Linked DNA regions of Homo sapiens: all the other regions are linked to region 1. The links are chromatin contacts, found by Hi-C or POLR2A ChIA-PET in ENCODE. All regions are on one chromosome and are shown on one strand. Each heading gives the region's core, a stretch centred on a gene start or an enhancer-like site at or near the end of the contact. The rest is flanking DNA. Distances are from core to core; before and after follow the strand shown. Region 1 holds the start of GSK3B (glycogen synthase kinase 3 beta). Region 2 holds the start of ZXDC (ZXD family zinc finger C). Region 3 holds the start of NAA50 (N-alpha-acetyltransferase 50, NatE catalytic subunit). Region 4 has its middle 23 kb from the start of ZNF80. Region 5 holds the start of ZNF148 (zinc finger protein 148).

Region 1 (2,832 bases), core at 218-2,717:
ATCAAATCTTGTCCTTCTCTTTATTCTAAAGGATGGGCAAGTAAACACTGTCATCACTACTTTAACGTGGAAACACTCGAGCACTTGATGAAACTGACTACCAACAGCAAGAAAAGTACAAGAAAGCAGTTTGAAATCGAATCATCCAAATAAATATCATATTATCTCAATTCAAGGTTAATGAGACCGGGGGAGGGGGTATGGGAGGAGTAAAAAGGGAGCTGCTTCATCCTTGACTGAAGATAGGTTTTGCCCTTTTCCATTGCCTGTTTATCAGGAGGTCTAATAATTTCAGATCCTGGTATTTCGAGGTTTCTTATTTTAAGGGCGAGGTGGAAAAGGGGTGTAAAATAAAACCAATACTCACTGCTAACTTTCATGCTGCCAAAAGCTGAAGGCTGCTGCACCGGCTTGCAGCTCTCCGCAAAGGAGGTGGTTCTGGGCCGCCCTGACATGATCACTCTCTTCGCGAATCACCTTTTCCTTCCTTCCTCCTTTTCTTCCTTTTGTCTTTATGTTGGGGTGTTAGGTTAACGATAAATGCAGCATTAAGTTCTCCCACAGAAGAAAAAGAAAAAGACTTCGTCCTCTTGGCTTTTCACTCCTTTTGTATACTATAAAAAACAAAACAAGCGATATATTTCTCCTTCAAGACAGATCGGCACGGATATTTAACATATAGATGATTTAGGACTTGGGAAAAAATACAATTCTTTCCCCTCCCTTTCCTGGGAGGAGAGAAAAGAGAGGGCAAATCCTAAAAAAATATGTATCACGTGAAACGGGGGCAAATACTTGATTGAAAATGAGTACTTCGAATATTATATTTTCCTCGGGGATTTTTTTTCCGAGTCAATGAAGAAGGGAAGCGGCGGAAGGATCACGAGTCTCACGCTTGAAGAGAAAGGGGGATGGGTAGGAGGGAGGGAGAGGGAGGGAGGGGGTGGCTCGGAGATGCGACGGGAAACGCTGCAGCTCCGGCAAGCCGCGGGATCCGGCGGGCTGACGGCAGGGGCCCGGCGAACTAGAGGGCGGCGGAGTCGCGAGTCAGTCAGAGGCGGGCGGTGGCGGTGGCGGCGGCTCCTCTCCTCATTGCGCCAGGAGCAGCTGCAGGCGGCGGCTGGATCCAGCGGCCATGGCGGTGGCGGAGGCAGCTCCCTTCAGACCCCAGGCAGCGGCTCCTCGACTGTTCCCCATTCGCCGGGGACATGGGAACCCGGCAACCGCTTCCGTCCCTCGGGGCCCCCTCCCCCGTCCGCGGCAACAGCTCGGCCGCCCTCCCGCCCCTCGGCTCTGCTCGGTGCCCGCTCAGGAAGTGTCCGCGCTTTGCCCCAGCCCAGAGCCCTGTCAGCGGCTGCGGGGCCGGCTCCTCCTCGCTTCCTTCCTTCCTTTGTCACTTGGCCCGGGCGGCGGCGGCGGCGGCGGCGGCACAAGCCCGCATTCGCCCGGGTCAGGAGCTGCTCTGTGTGAGGAGCGCTGTCTGCGCAGCCGCCTTGCACTTCCCCACTCCTCCTCCCCCCTCCTACTCGTCCTCCACCTCCTTCCTCCCCCACCCAGCCTTACACCGCCCAGCGCCCCGCCGCCCGCGTAACAGGCGTCTGGGAATCGCCGGCCGAGCCCCACGCTCGCCCGCTTCGGCTGGGAGCCGAAGCCCGAACGGAGCCAATCACGGACGTCGTTTGTTTGCGGCTCCTCCCGGAAAAAGCCGATCAGCCTGAGAAACCAATTAGAAAGTGACGCTGGGAAGCCACGCCCAAAGAGCGGAAAATGCCGAAGGTAGCCGAACGGAAAGGGTGAATTCGCCTTGTTCGGTGGCTGGCTGGAGGAGACATTCGACAATGGCAACAGTGGCCAATCAGAGTCGCCGGCCCTTACGAAGAGGCTTGAAGAGTTGAGGACGGTGAAACCCAGAGACGCTGGTGAAACTGCACGGCTGGGCGCCGCCGCCGCTTTGTGATTGGCTGGAAAACTCCGCTGGGAGCGTACCTCCTTCGGTGATTGGTGAAGAGAAGGGGGCTTCCGAGGACAGTCTGGCCAGTCAGGACTTCCCCTCCCTCTCCAAGGTGGGGAGAAGAAAGCGAAGGGAGGGCGTCTATAAAGCGCTGTCTCATTGGCCTGAAGCTTAGGCGCTGGAGTTGGGGCAAAAGGGAGAGGGAGGGAGCCCGAAACTCGCGGCGGCGGCCAATCGGCTCTCACTGCCGTCCAATCGCAAGACCTAGCTGCAGTGTGATTGGCCTTCGGCCCCGGTCCCAGGAGCGGGGAGATGCCTGACTCGGGTCGTGGCTGACGACCCGACGGTTCGCCTGCGGCCGCCTCCAACAACGGTGGAAACCGCACACAGGGACCGCGGGCCCTCGGTGCAGCAAATCGGAAAGTGCTGCGGTCGGCGGCCCTGGGCTCTGAGCGCTCAAGCGAGCAGAGGGGTGGAGGGGCTCTCCCCACCCACAGGAGGCTCTCGGCGGGGCGCAGCCAATTCTGCGCGCCCAAGGCTCCCCTCTGCCGTGGATCGCGTGTGCCGAGTGTTGGCCTCTTCCCCGAAAGGGCCAGACGGACCAAGGGGGCCTTCCCAGCCGGCTGCAAGCTCTCAGACGCTAAAATGGGAACAAAGCTTCCAGAAAGGCAGCGCCTTTGGGCGGCCGCGCCCCGCCCAGCCGCGGGGGCCATTGATACAGAGGCTTGCTGCGCTTGGTGTGCGCGGCCCGGCCGGGCCTCTGGAAACGCCCATGAGAAATGAGCTCATGCTGGATGCGCGCGCTCCTTGGGCGCAACTGCCCAGCGCAAAACGGGCCCCGAAAGCAGGTGAGGGGAAATGCCGTCAGGCCGGATATCCTG
Region 2 (2,832 bases), core at 234-2,733, 6.4 Mb after region 1:
ATCTGTAAAAGAGGACAGTTTTTAACCTTCACAGACGGCTAATTTTTAAAACTTCACAAAACTGTGAGGTTCAACGGAAATCAAAGTGCAAAAGGCAAAAAAAGCCAGGATGTGCGCACACCTGTGGCTATCCTCCCAGCGTGTTAAGGTCCTGAATCTGGCCACATTCATCTCTGCTCCTCTAGCACGGAGTGTGCACCCCGTAAACAAATGACGAGACTGAGGAAAATAAAGACCTGACACATAGCTCCGTGCCACTCTGTGAAGATGCGTGCCGCTTTCATCAAGCACAAGCAGGTTAAGGATATCTGTTGCCGCCACCTTTGGGAAGCGCAGCTGTGGTGATCTGCGCTACCTGCCATCGGAATCCCTGCGGCAGGGCAGGGCCAAGATCTCAAATCGAATGACATGGAAGGAGCTAGAATACAAATCCCGAAGAGCCTGCGTCCCCGGCTTGCTAAGGTCTGGCAGGCCCCTCTGTGGGGCGGACGTGGCACCCCAGACCTGCCTGCAACACCGCGCAGCCCGCCCGCCCCCGAGAGCGCGGTTACCGGGAAAGTCACACTTGTAAGGGCGCTCGGGCTCGAAGTGGCTGCGCTGGTGGGAGCTGAGCTTGGCGTGCGTGGGGAAGCGCTCGGCGCACACCTCGCACTTGAACAGGCTCTCCTGCTCGTGGCCCTTCATGTGCGCCTTGAGGTTATAGACCGTAGTGAACTTCTTGCCACAGCCGCCCACTGGACAGCCGAAGGGCCGCAGCTTGTCGTGCGACTGCAGGTGCCGCTTGAGCTTGTAGGACGTTGTGAAGGCCCAACCACAGCCCTCCAGTGGGCACTTGAAGGGCCGCCGGCCCTGACCGCCGCCGTGCGTGAGCAGGTGCACCTTGAGCTGGTGCTTCTTGGCGAAGGCCAGCGCGCACTGCGGCTCGGGGCAGCGGTAGCCGGGCGTGCTGGGGCCGGAGGCCTGGGGCGCGCGGCGGGGAGCGGCGGCGCCCGCGGTTGCGGGGCCGGGCGGCGCAGACAGCGCGAGGACGCCGCGGTCGAGACGCACCAGCAGGTCCTGGCTGCTGATGGTGACGGCGCCCGCCGGGGCTACGCCAGGGCCGGGGGGGGCGGCCGGGCCGCTGGGGCCCTGCTCGGGGCGGCTCGCCAGGTTGACACGGGAGCCAGGCTCGGCCTCCTGTGATCCGGCAGCCTCGGCGGCAGCGCCGCCGTGCGGCACTTCCAGCAGCACCAAGAAAGAGTCGCCGTCGCTGTCGTCCTCGGCGGGCGGCGGGCTTGGCCCGGAGGCCTCCCCGGGCCGCGCCCCGGGCCCGCCATCTTCAGGGCCCCGCACCAGTAGCAGGCGGCGGCGCGCGGGGCTCGCGCCGAGCGGCGCTGGGGCTCGGCGGAGCGGGCCGGGGCCGCCGCCATGTTGCCCTCCGCGCGCAGTCGGGGCGGGGAGCAGCGCCGGGAGGTCCATCTTGGTCCCAGCGACGGCGTCGGAGCAGCTTCGGACGCAGAGCTGCCCGCGCCCCGCCCAGGTGTGCGTGCGCCGCCCCGGGACGCGATCCGCGCCAAGCCCCGGCGTAGAGTCCGGCTCGGAACCGCGCGTGCGCGGACGCCGCCGGGCGATGCGCGAGGCCTGCTGGGCTGACGTGACGTGAGGCTGGGCTGCGGGGCGCCGGAGGCGGAGGCGGGGGCGGGGCGCCGGGACCGACTAGGGCGGGGCGCGGGGTCGGGGGGCGGGGCGCGGGGTCGGGGGGCGGGGCGCGGGGTCGGGGGGCGGGGCGCGGGGTCGGGGGGCGGGGCGCGGGGTCGGGGGGCGGGGCGCGGGGTCGGGGGGCGGAGCGCCGGCACCTACGAGGGCGAGCGGCGGGGCACGGGACCGACAGGGGACGGGGTGAGGCTCCCAACGCTGAGCGATTCCTTCTCGTTCCCGCTGGCGTGGAAGACGAGGCTTGTCTTGACTTCGAATCGTATTAATATTTCAGACACTTAACAGGCAACCTCTCGTAGGCATTGACTGCGTCCCAGGGGCTGTACCTGTCCGAGCTGATTAAGCGTGCGCGGTCACCCAGGGGTGAGGAAACAGGGACGGCGAGCTCGAGTCACTCGGCAGCCGGCAGATCCAGGATTCGAACCTGTCCAACAGGCCGGACGCCTACCCCCAGCTCACTTAAGTGCAAGCTCGCCTGCCGCCGCTGGCGCACAGACCTCGTTTGCTTTGGCCCAGGTCCTTGCTCGGCACACGGGGCCTCCCTGATACGCAGGACCCCTGCCTGTATTTCCAACTGTATTTCCTACTAAACTTGGCACAACCTCACTCTGCAACAGCTTAATTACTTACTGTTTCCGGTCCTCACCCTCCCCCACCTCACCGTACACCTCCGCATTCAATCTGGACTCCTCCACTTCAACTTCACCACCACTCAGATCCAAACCCGCACTTTATTCCTGGGTACCTGAAAAATAACTACTAGCTGGTCATCGGTCTCCCTCCGCTCCACTCGCTCCCATCCACGGGGCACCGTTTTATGATCTAAAAATTGCACATCAAATTATGCTCACCTCCACCTTGCTCCCGAAGGCGCCTATGGCCTTGCTAGTCTACCCTCCCCTACCTGTTTGCCCTCACTTCCCGCCACTCTCCCGCTGCCCCCCCCACCCCTCCCCCGCACCCCACCTCTTTTTCCCAGTTCATCCAGCAAGCCAAGCTGGTTCCAGCCTCAGAGACTTGGCGCAGCTGATCTCTGATTCCTCTGGGAGGACTCTGCGCCCCTTCTGATCCAAAGCACATGCTTACCCAGTCCCGTATTCCCACCTCTGTCTGATCTGTTTGCTCTTAGAGCTCTCA
Region 3 (2,832 bases), core at 183-2,682, 6.3 Mb before region 1:
TCAGGAACCTCAAATACCGATACACAGAGGTAATATTTAGGTCCTTGTTTGGGGCAGTATGAGATTACGTTGAAAGTGACTTTTATTTCATCCTCAAAAGTGCTATTGAATAGTTGGAATGACTTCGTTAACTTAAAACATAGTTACGACTTCTTAATCGACTTACAACAACAAACTATGGCATCGCAGAGAGCTTTTTAACGTTTATGAGCTTCATCTCTTTGAGGGTAAAGACAAGCTCCAAAACGGCTTGAGACAATGCTTCGGAAAAATGTTACGTAATTAATACATTAAAACTATACAACTTAATGGTAAGGAGACATTTCATAAAAACTTAACCAGTCGATCCAAAATAATTCCTAATTTTACGTAAGAGGCAAACGGTGAAAGACCGAACATTAACTTTGCCAATCACCTGAAAGGAGCAGCGTGGTAGAACTACCCAGGACCGCCTCAGCACTCAGGGGCAATAGTGAACTACTGAAGCAACAGCTCCACCTACTGATCCACCCTATACTTCCTTAAATATGTTGGCACCCCAAGTCTACAGTGATCGCGCTCTCTCCCCCTCCTCCACTCGCTGTGACCCAACCCAAATCTAGTTGAGTCACTAGCTCTTAATACTCATCCCCGTGCTCTTTATTCCAATTTCTTCTTCCTCCAGAAGGTTCTGCACAGCTCCCAAGCGTGAATTAAACTGAAAGGTGTCAAACACCGCAGTTCCAGAGTTGAGTCTGGAGGTGGAAGACAACCAAACCACTCCACCTGGAGCTGCGGGCCGGCGTGGCTCAGCGGTCCGCTCCCGGGAAGGAGGCCCCGGGCGCTTCACAATAGCCTTTCCATGTTGCCCCACTCGGTCGCTTCTCCCCACTCAACAACCCACACTCGTCTCCGAACCGAAACCCTGAAGCCCCCCGGGTCTTGCCTCCGCTGGCCCTTCAGCCCGCCAACAGCCCGAGCCTCGCCTCCGCCCCCTCCGGGAGCCGAGGGAACTGAGAAGCAGAGAAATCTCCCTCCGCCCGTCTTCGCCCTGAATCTCTCCTCGCCTTTGCGGCTCTCCCCCTCTACATGGGCCCGGACCCTTCTACCCCACCGGCCGGGCCCTGCCCGGCTGCCCTTCCTCACCCTTTCATCTTCCCCGCCTGCTGAGGCCGTCGTTACCACCGATATCAACGCCGTCGTAGTCGCCGCCCTTAGGTCTCCGCACCCTTAGCTCGGGCCACTCAACCCCGCAAGCCGGCCTCCTAGCCTGGGCAGGGAGCTGTGCGAGCAACGAAGGCCGCGAGAGTCGAGTGAGGGCTTGAGTCTGGTGGGGGCGGGAGTGTCTCCCGCCGCCGCGCTTGTGCCGCCGCTTCTCCACACGTGCACTCGGGTCTCTCGGCTCCCTCCCGCCGCTGCCGCCAGCCAGACCCGCTGCCGCGCTGTGACCTTTCACCCCGCCCCTCGCGCGCCGGCGCGCCGCCGCCTCACGCGCAGCCGCACTGCTCGCCTCCGCGCACCCTGCCCCCTCCACTCCGGAACCTCCATCTTTCTCCTGGACTGGGCCTTCTGGGGTCATGCTCCTCCCTCCCACCCGCTTACGACACTGCTTGTGGGGCTGGCTCGGTAGGCCCTGGCGGTAAAATCCAGATTTTTCCACCCCTCCCTCTCTTGTCCCATATCCGCAAGATAGTTTTTCTCAGCCCCGTTCTTCCCAGTTTGTGGTCTCCAGAGTGACCTTCAAACGCTGTTGCCTCCTAGTAGGGTTTTATAAAGTTAGTTCTTCTAAATGTAAAGAAATCTGTGGAAAGCTCAAGTTTAAGTTAGGTGTTTTAAAACAAACGTAGTTAACAATCGGCCAGATAGATTGGCTACCCTCCAGCACGCCTCAAGTTTTAAGATCACGTGATTGGCCCAAACCTCAGAGCCTGGAATTTTACCGGCGGACTCCAGAGGGACGGAACGCCACCGCCATTTCCTGTCCCTCGATTGTGGCGTGAACGTCACTTCCTTAGCAATGCGCTTTAACTCTTGCTGTCCACATTTTCCACATTGTACTTTATAACATACTCTTTGTGAAAATTTATCTTTTATTTCTTTAATCCAAGAAAATTAATATTCAAGGGATCCGTAAAAATTCAGGCCCCCCGAGATGTAGAGCGCTGGGATGGAGGAGGCAGGGCGGAGCTCGACGTCATGTGACTGGTTGGGCCCGCCCCCCCCCCCCCCCCCAACCTGTGCAGCTGAGGACTTCCCCTCCGTGGTGACAGCCTCTGGGTCCTCGGTCGGTACAGTCTCTGCACCTCGCGCCCCAGCAGGTGAGCGGCGACCGGTAACTGGCGAGTGGTGGGGATAGAGGGGGTGGAAGGAGGCAGAGGAAGGAGAGAAGGGAGAGTGTGAACGGCGACTTTTCTGCCTGAGGCTTCCTCCCCGCTGTCACCCTGCACCGGCAAGGAGCTCATTTCTCCTTAACCCCCGCTCCCCCAAGTGTGGTCGTTCCCGCTACTTGGGGATTCAGATGTCCACCTTTCCCAGGGTTGGAAGTGAGTGCGGCCATTATGGTTCCCTACTCAGAGCCTTTGGGGCTTCGGGTAGCAGATTGTTTCAGCCATTTCACAGGGTCTGCAGTAGACATTAGGTCCCATTCCTTAAAGCCCATTCTTTGGCAAAGGTCCTCACTGTCCTTACCCTCAGCTCAGGGCTGAGGAGCGGGGAGGTAGCAAAAACCCTGGAGGCAGAGGCGTCTCCGGTGAGACAGGCTTGGGAGGGACTGTCACTGATACGGCCCTCACTGCAGAGTCACTGTGAAGCTTCCCTCCGAATGTGCTTTCTCAGTGATTCTAAGGATTTTAT
Region 4 (2,832 bases), core at 216-2,715, 5.9 Mb before region 1:
CCACTGCACTCTCCTTGGTCTTGCCAGTGAAGTGCAGGGGCGGGGACCAGCTCACCTTCACATTCCTGGCCATGAAGGTGAGAATGGATCCAGACAATAATGTGTTTTCATTTGTGGTTGCTTATCTTTTGTCTCCAACTGGCAAGCTGGAATGATGTTGGCACCACACGACAACAGCAGGGAGTCACAGCCTTTTCATAAATGCATGGAGAAATGAGGCATCAGCAGGTACAGGTTACAGTGACTCAGGTGGGGCACAGGAATTTCATGATTTTAAAAAAGGATTCCAGATTCTTCTGTTCTCCTTGCCAAAGGCTAGTCAATTTTCCCAGTTGCTTCTCTATTGCCCCCATCTTATTCAAAACTGCACAAATTCAAATGACCCCACTTCATCTAGACAAAAACGTAAAAAGAAAAGACAGTCAATCAAGATTCTGCTTGATTAACATCTTGGGAGAAGGCTAACATGAGTCTTCAGGGATGAAAATAAATGGCTCTGAGCCTGGGCTGTGGTCATAAACCTGACCTTGTCACTGCCTAAGCGAGGAAAGCAATGGAGGAAATTAGAGCTCTCGTTCCAGTGTGATTACAATTGTACCCTTAACAGGACATGACAATGTTTTTTGGCATTCAATTATGTTTTGCTATGCGTGCATGCATACACTCACACACTCACACACGCAGAGCTAGAATTGAAATCATCTCAAGTGAGAATTCTTGTGATGCATTTAAGGGGCCTGCATTTGACAAGTTGCTACCTAGTTATGGACTAAAATCTCACCAGGCACCCCCATAGCTTATCGCCTGTCATTTCAAAACAAAGACATCCTGCTTCCCCTTTCTGTGTCACACCTCATCGACTCATTCTCAGCAGACTCTTACTTTCATTACAAGCTCGGTGCCACCTCCCGGACTTTCATCAGATGAAAACTTGAAAGAAAAAAAAAACCCATTCCATGTTTTGACTTGGACTCTAGGTGTTGTTATTCTCTCAGTCCAGCTTGAGAAAAAAAAAAAAAAAAAGCCCACCCCACGAGGGGGCAGGCCTGCTTTCCTGTCTCCTGCCACCACACAGTCTCTGAAGTGTGTGAAGAAGAGAGGAAGAGACAATTAACACTCAGCACCAATCTGCATTTCCTTTTTAGCTGCCATTTACACGCTGCTCAGGTTTTGAAAACCAGCATTTCATGCTACTCCCTAGAGAGCCAGCACCAGCTTCAGCAGGATCCATCTGCACAGCACTCACATTGCTGAAATCTTCAGCCAACCCAGAATTCATTTATTTATTTTTTGAAAAAAAATGAGAGAGAGGAAGTGAGAGAGTACGAGTGAGAGAGCAAGCAAGCGGGTGAAAATAATAGATTAGAATCTGGTAATATTTAATGCGCACGCTTGACCAATCCCTGCGCTGGTCCAGGCAGGGGTGAGTCAGTGGAGTTTTTCTTTGATCATCTTCTAGATTAGTGTGAGCAGCGAGCGAATGAGCAAGAGCGTGTGACAACAGAGGATGACAGGCTGTGAGGTTCGAAGCAGGAAGGACACACTCCATAAGTCTCGGCACTGCTCATCAGCCCATGTGTCAGCACGCTCTTGCTGATGGGAGCAGCGGGGAGAAACGCCATACTGGGAAGTCACTGCTGGTGTGGGACAAGTTACAAGATGCTTCTGGGGGAGGAAAATGTGTATCATCAACTCCTCAGGTCTGGCCAACTTGCTTTATTTCCTTTAGCCCCCAAAGGGTGGAGCATTGAAGCATAATAGCTTCAATAAGCTTTGTTATTTTAACATTATTATTTTTTAAACTGAATTCACCACCACAGGAGGTCACAGAGTCAATGGTCACAGCTGGCTTTTAAAAAAGGGTTGAGTCACTTTGTGATTGATAAAACAGACTCAGCCTGAGATGAGGGCAATCAGGTTTCCTGCTTGAAGGCATCAGTTGATCACTACAGGGGTCGGAAAGAAGTGTTTTTCTTACGCAAGTTCTGGCATAATAGTCTAGGTGAATGCAAAAAAAAAAAAAGTTAGTCTTTTGATTTGTTTGTTTTTGTTTCTAAGAGAGAGCAGAGCTAAAAAGCCCATCCTTACCTCAGTAGACCAATGAGTGGTCTGATTCCATCTGGCTCTGCTGCTCAGATGGCAGTTGTGATGATAGTCATGCTACAGACACATTTACCAACTAAGCAGTGCAGACAGTACTCTGCATTGGCCCAGATTTACCTAGGAACAAGCACAGGTGTGCTCAGATAAGGAAAATACCTTAGGTCAGGAGGTGGGGTGAGCACATGGTTGTTAAAATAGAATTTAGTGAGTTAAAAAAAAAACCAGCAAACCAACACAAGACTCATAAGTACCCTATAGTATCTGCGGATGCCGTTACACGTCAAGTTAAACCACATCTTCTCAGGATACAGGGGTGTTTTGCAGCTCTCACATTAACACAGATGTGTAACGTGGGTTTCTCAGCCTATCAGAGATGGGGCAAGATAGGGTTATAATAAACAGCTTTTGTTTTTTTTGGCTCTGCCCTTACTAGGGGAGACTTCCAACCTTACCAATTCTCAAATAGTTCTTGGAGTCCCTGGTGAGAAGGATGCCCCTCTTCCACCATTCTGACTTAATGACACTGGAGCCACACTGCATGGGTTCAAATCCCAAACTCATTCCTCCACTCAAAATGTATTTAAGGGAGTGCCCACTGTGAACTTGACATTATTCTAGATGCTGAGGAAAGAGCCATTCCACATTTTCCTGTAATTTTGGTTCTAGTGAAGGTGTAGAAATGCAAATAAATAAACAAGTAAATGTATAATATTTCAGATAGAATATTAT
Region 5 (2,832 bases), core at 96-2,595, 5.3 Mb after region 1:
GTCAATTAATTTCCATTCCAGCGTTTGCCAGGATAGTATTTACCCAACCTCGGGTAAGTGTTAATACTTCAAATTTTCTAAAATCGAAGCTCCATAGCCTAAGGAATCCCCACAGGCCAGACCCTTTCTCAAGGTCTGCTTCAGAGGTTCTCATACTCATTGGTGCACGTCTAAAATGTCACAGACCAAACTACAGACTAAAATCTAATTCTCAGTGACCCCAACCACGGCCCAGACCCACACTTACCAGATGTCATCTACTGAACAGCCCACACAGGTTCGGAACTAGGCCATCCCGGCCCATCTGGAATAACTCTTCAGTACTTAGGCCAATATTTATTAATTATACTACATCTGTCTATTCTATTATGCATTCCCTGCATCTTCTCTACTATTTAGCACTCCCTCTTGCTTCAAACGCGATCCTTTCTATTCACGGGAACTCCTATCTCCCTTCTTTCCTTCCCTGAGAAACGCTTCAGTTCTTTCCATAATGAAATACCTAACGTATCTGCACAATGAACACCCCCCAGAATCCTCAAGACTCCTCCACAGCCACCTCCCCGCATTCCTCCACCTCTCCGGCATCTTTCCTCCGGCCCCTCGCCCTGTTCGCACTCCCACTACGTTTCCTGCAAGCATTCCCTTTTCTCCAACCCCTGCCCTTCCCTTCTCCCAAAGAGCACACTCCGGCAGCAACAGTGACTGAGGCCTGCGGTGCATAAAGCACTGCACCAGGCACGGTGGACAGAGCCCTGGTGTCTCCCTAGCCTTTTCACACCCACACCCAGCACCCTCCGGCCTCCCCGTGCAAACATCCCACCTCCTCCCCTACCTCTGACACCCGCCTCCAGCCTCGGAGGCCGCCTTCTCGCCTCCGCCACCCCCGTCATTATCCCTCCTCAACCCCCCAACCCACCCTCCGCGCCCTGCTTCCTCACGTCCCCCAGCCAGCCCCAGCGTTTCCCTCGGCCTCGGCTGGCCCCCTGGCCACCCCCAGCCTCGCCACGGCTCGCTCCCCCCGGGGTCAGGCCGTTACCGCCGCGCGCTCCCCCCGCGCGCCGCCCCCTCCCCCTCCCCCGCCCTCCCCCGGGCCCGGGCCTGCCAGGCCGAGCGCTTTACCGCGGGCGGGCGCCGAGTCGCGCGGTCACCGACTGCAGGCGGCGGCAGCTCCAACCTTTCTAGGGGCCTTGAGAGGAGGGGAAGGGGGGAGGGGGGAGAACTTTTGCTGTGGCAGCTTCGGCAACAGCTCCCACCCCTGCGCCTTTCTCCTCTTCCTCCCCCTCCTCCTCCTCCTCCTCTTCCTCCTTCTCTTCCTCCTCCCAGAGCAGTAGAGACGCAGACATGCCGCAGCTAGAGCGCCGCCGCGGTCGCCGCCACTGCCGGCCCGGTGCATTGTGGGAAGCCCCGCACACGGGAAGCGCTCCGCGGCGCCCGCCCTCGTCTGGCGCAGAGACCTGGCTGGAAAGACACAGCGTGGCTTCGATTCCGGCGCCTGCGTGTCACCAGCCCAGGGTGGCCGTGGAAGCTGGACCCGAGCCGCAGGCCCCCCAGGCTGGGCCTGGGAGGAAAGCGGTTTGAAAAAGATCGGAACTGAGGAACTCTCTTAGAGCGGGGGACTCCCTGCTCCTACAGCCTTAACCAATGCCCAGCGCTTGGAAAGTGGAGGACTCGGGGATTCGGGAGCGTTTCAGGCCTGGGGAAATGGAAGGGTCGGGGACCTAGGTGAAAGGTTATTTGCCAGAAATGTCTTGGCTTTTTCATTTATTCTGTCTTACCTAGCCCTTCGCCGCCACCTCCAGTCGTTGGCCTCTTACCACCTTCAAATGCCACCTTTTCCGGAAGATGTAGCCCTGCGCCCTTGAAACTGGCAAACCCTATTAGTGTCTGCAAGCTGAGATGCAGGGTGTGGGCATAGACACAGATCAAGAGATCCGGCCCTGGACCCTCTTGGGCAGAACCTTGCCCTTCTCATTTCACCTGAAGCCCAAACTTTGTATGGCAAAGACTTGGTAATGATCTCTATAGAGCTAGGATTACACAGTTGTCTCATCCTTTGGGGGCCCTTTAGCCAAACTGTGACCTCCTTAATGGTGCCTTCGTCAGCTAACATTAGGCGCCCTGAGGTGCTTCTGCATACTGCCATCGTTTACAATTACTCATCTTTGTGTACACACCCTAGCACAAGGTCAGCCATATAACATAAAAGATGCTCAGTGAATGTTGAGTAATTGTGAGCATCTGGAACTTGCCGTGGGATAAAACGCGTTCATTGGGATTTCTTCATAATAATATGAAGATTCCATTTAGCGCCTCTCTGCAATACTTAAACGTAACCTTTGAGGGGAGAGGGAAAAGAAAAGGCATGAAAATATCTATAGAGCCATTTCTGGTGTTCTCCTTCCCTTTTCCACACCCGCCTTCCCACCCCTTGCCAACTAAATGTTCATTTGAATAGTGCTTTTTGGCAAAATTCCAAACTCCTGCATTATGCACTTGTGATGACACTGAATTAGATTAGTGTCTGCAAGGTTAATGTTCCCTCAGGCATTAACCTTAGTAAATCGTGATGCCTGTTTAGAAATAGCTAAGGCCCAGAGGTTCAGCTTAATTTAGACACAGGTAACTAAGAGCAAGAGTAAACCACAGCTCCACAATCAACTCTCTCTGTGTGCTTTCTCCATTAAAAAATATAAATTTTAATAAGATGACCGCACATATTCTGAATGTTAATTGCAACAAAACAATGACACAAGTTAGAGCCAAGGGACAGTTATCTGGAGGACAGCCTTCTGGCAACTTCTAGCACCCGCAGTGGCATCAAATTCAGAC

The links. A loop is a pair of places that touch in the nucleus more often than their neighbours do. ChIA-PET counts read pairs that join two places held with the same protein, here RNA polymerase II (POLR2A). Pooled maps may share reads with other maps.
Region 2: a map of CD14-positive monocyte shows a loop between it and region 1 (14-fold over the local background). The contact joins the promoter of ZXDC here to the promoter of GSK3B in region 1. A Hi-C loop is called at or near these places in 2 of 168 maps with a recorded cell type or tissue (CD14-positive monocyte and naive thymus-derived CD4-positive, alpha-beta T cell) and 11 of 50 pooled maps.
Region 3: a loop to region 1 is called in a map of CD8-positive, alpha-beta T cell, with 8 times the contacts of the local background. The contact joins the promoter of NAA50 here to the promoter of GSK3B in region 1. A Hi-C loop is called at or near these places in 2 of 168 maps with a recorded cell type or tissue (CD8-positive, alpha-beta T cell and naive thymus-derived CD4-positive, alpha-beta T cell), 1 of 37 single-sample maps with no recorded cell type and 11 of 50 pooled maps. POLR2A ChIA-PET finds 5 or more read pairs at or near these places in 1 of 52 experiments (PC-9).
Region 4: a loop to region 1 is called in a map of B cell, with 15 times the contacts of the local background. The contact joins the enhancer-like site here to the promoter of GSK3B in region 1. A Hi-C loop is called at or near these places in 1 of 168 maps with a recorded cell type or tissue (B cell), 1 of 37 single-sample maps with no recorded cell type and 7 of 50 pooled maps.
Region 5: a loop to region 1 is called in a map of CD8-positive, alpha-beta T cell, with 9 times the contacts of the local background. The contact joins the promoter of ZNF148 here to the promoter of GSK3B in region 1. A Hi-C loop is called at or near these places in 1 of 168 maps with a recorded cell type or tissue (CD8-positive, alpha-beta T cell) and 5 of 50 pooled maps. POLR2A ChIA-PET finds 5 or more read pairs at or near these places in 1 of 52 experiments (T-cell).

The regions. Positions count from the first base shown.
Region 1 is chr3:120,092,980-120,095,811 of GRCh38, forward strand. It overlaps GSK3B (glycogen synthase kinase 3 beta), which reads right to left and starts at 1,468. Exons shown (of 11, transcript NM_001146156.2): 1 at 368-1,468. The coding sequence starts at 455. GSK3B-DT (GSK3B divergent transcript) reads left to right here and starts at 2,125. Exons shown (of 3, transcript NR_186629.1): 1 at 2,125-2,799. RefSeq lists enhancers at 1,647-2,056, 1,683-1,977, 2,257-2,576.
Region 2 is chr3:126,474,408-126,477,239 of GRCh38, forward strand. It overlaps ZXDC (ZXD family zinc finger C), which reads right to left and starts at 1,484. Exons shown (of 10, transcript NM_025112.5): 1 at 552-1,484. The coding sequence starts at 1,458. RefSeq lists an enhancer at 1-356 and silencers at 914-1,173, 1,244-1,753.
Region 3 is chr3:113,744,817-113,747,648 of GRCh38, forward strand. It overlaps NAA50 (N-alpha-acetyltransferase 50, NatE catalytic subunit), which reads right to left and starts at 1,433. Exons shown (of 5, transcript NM_025146.4): 1 at 1,126-1,433. The coding sequence starts at 1,133. ATP6V1A (ATPase H+ transporting V1 subunit A) reads left to right here and starts at 2,219. Exons shown (of 15, transcript NM_001690.4): 1 at 2,219-2,297. RefSeq lists enhancers at 277-1,013, 617-766, 1,014-1,749, 1,750-2,485, 1,807-2,176 and a silencer at 1,337-1,456.
Region 4 is chr3:114,212,851-114,215,682 of GRCh38, forward strand. No RefSeq gene overlaps it. Among named protein-coding and RNA genes, the nearest start is that of ZNF80, 23 kb to the right of the region's middle. RefSeq lists an enhancer at 886-1,559. Within about 2 kb of position 1,466, at least 12 of the 41 ENCODE cell types and tissues checked have a DNase peak (open chromatin) inside an H3K27ac peak, as active enhancers do; they include B cell, where a contact is called at or near this core.
Region 5 is chr3:125,373,980-125,376,811 of GRCh38, forward strand. ZNF148 (zinc finger protein 148) reads right to left here and starts at 1,346. Exons shown (of 9, transcript NM_021964.3): 1 at 1,123-1,346. LOC105374080 (a long non-coding RNA gene) reads left to right here and starts at 1,447. Exons shown (of 3, transcript XR_924427.3): 1 at 1,447-2,832. RefSeq lists a silencer at 1,081-1,130 and enhancers at 1,241-1,510, 1,621-1,670.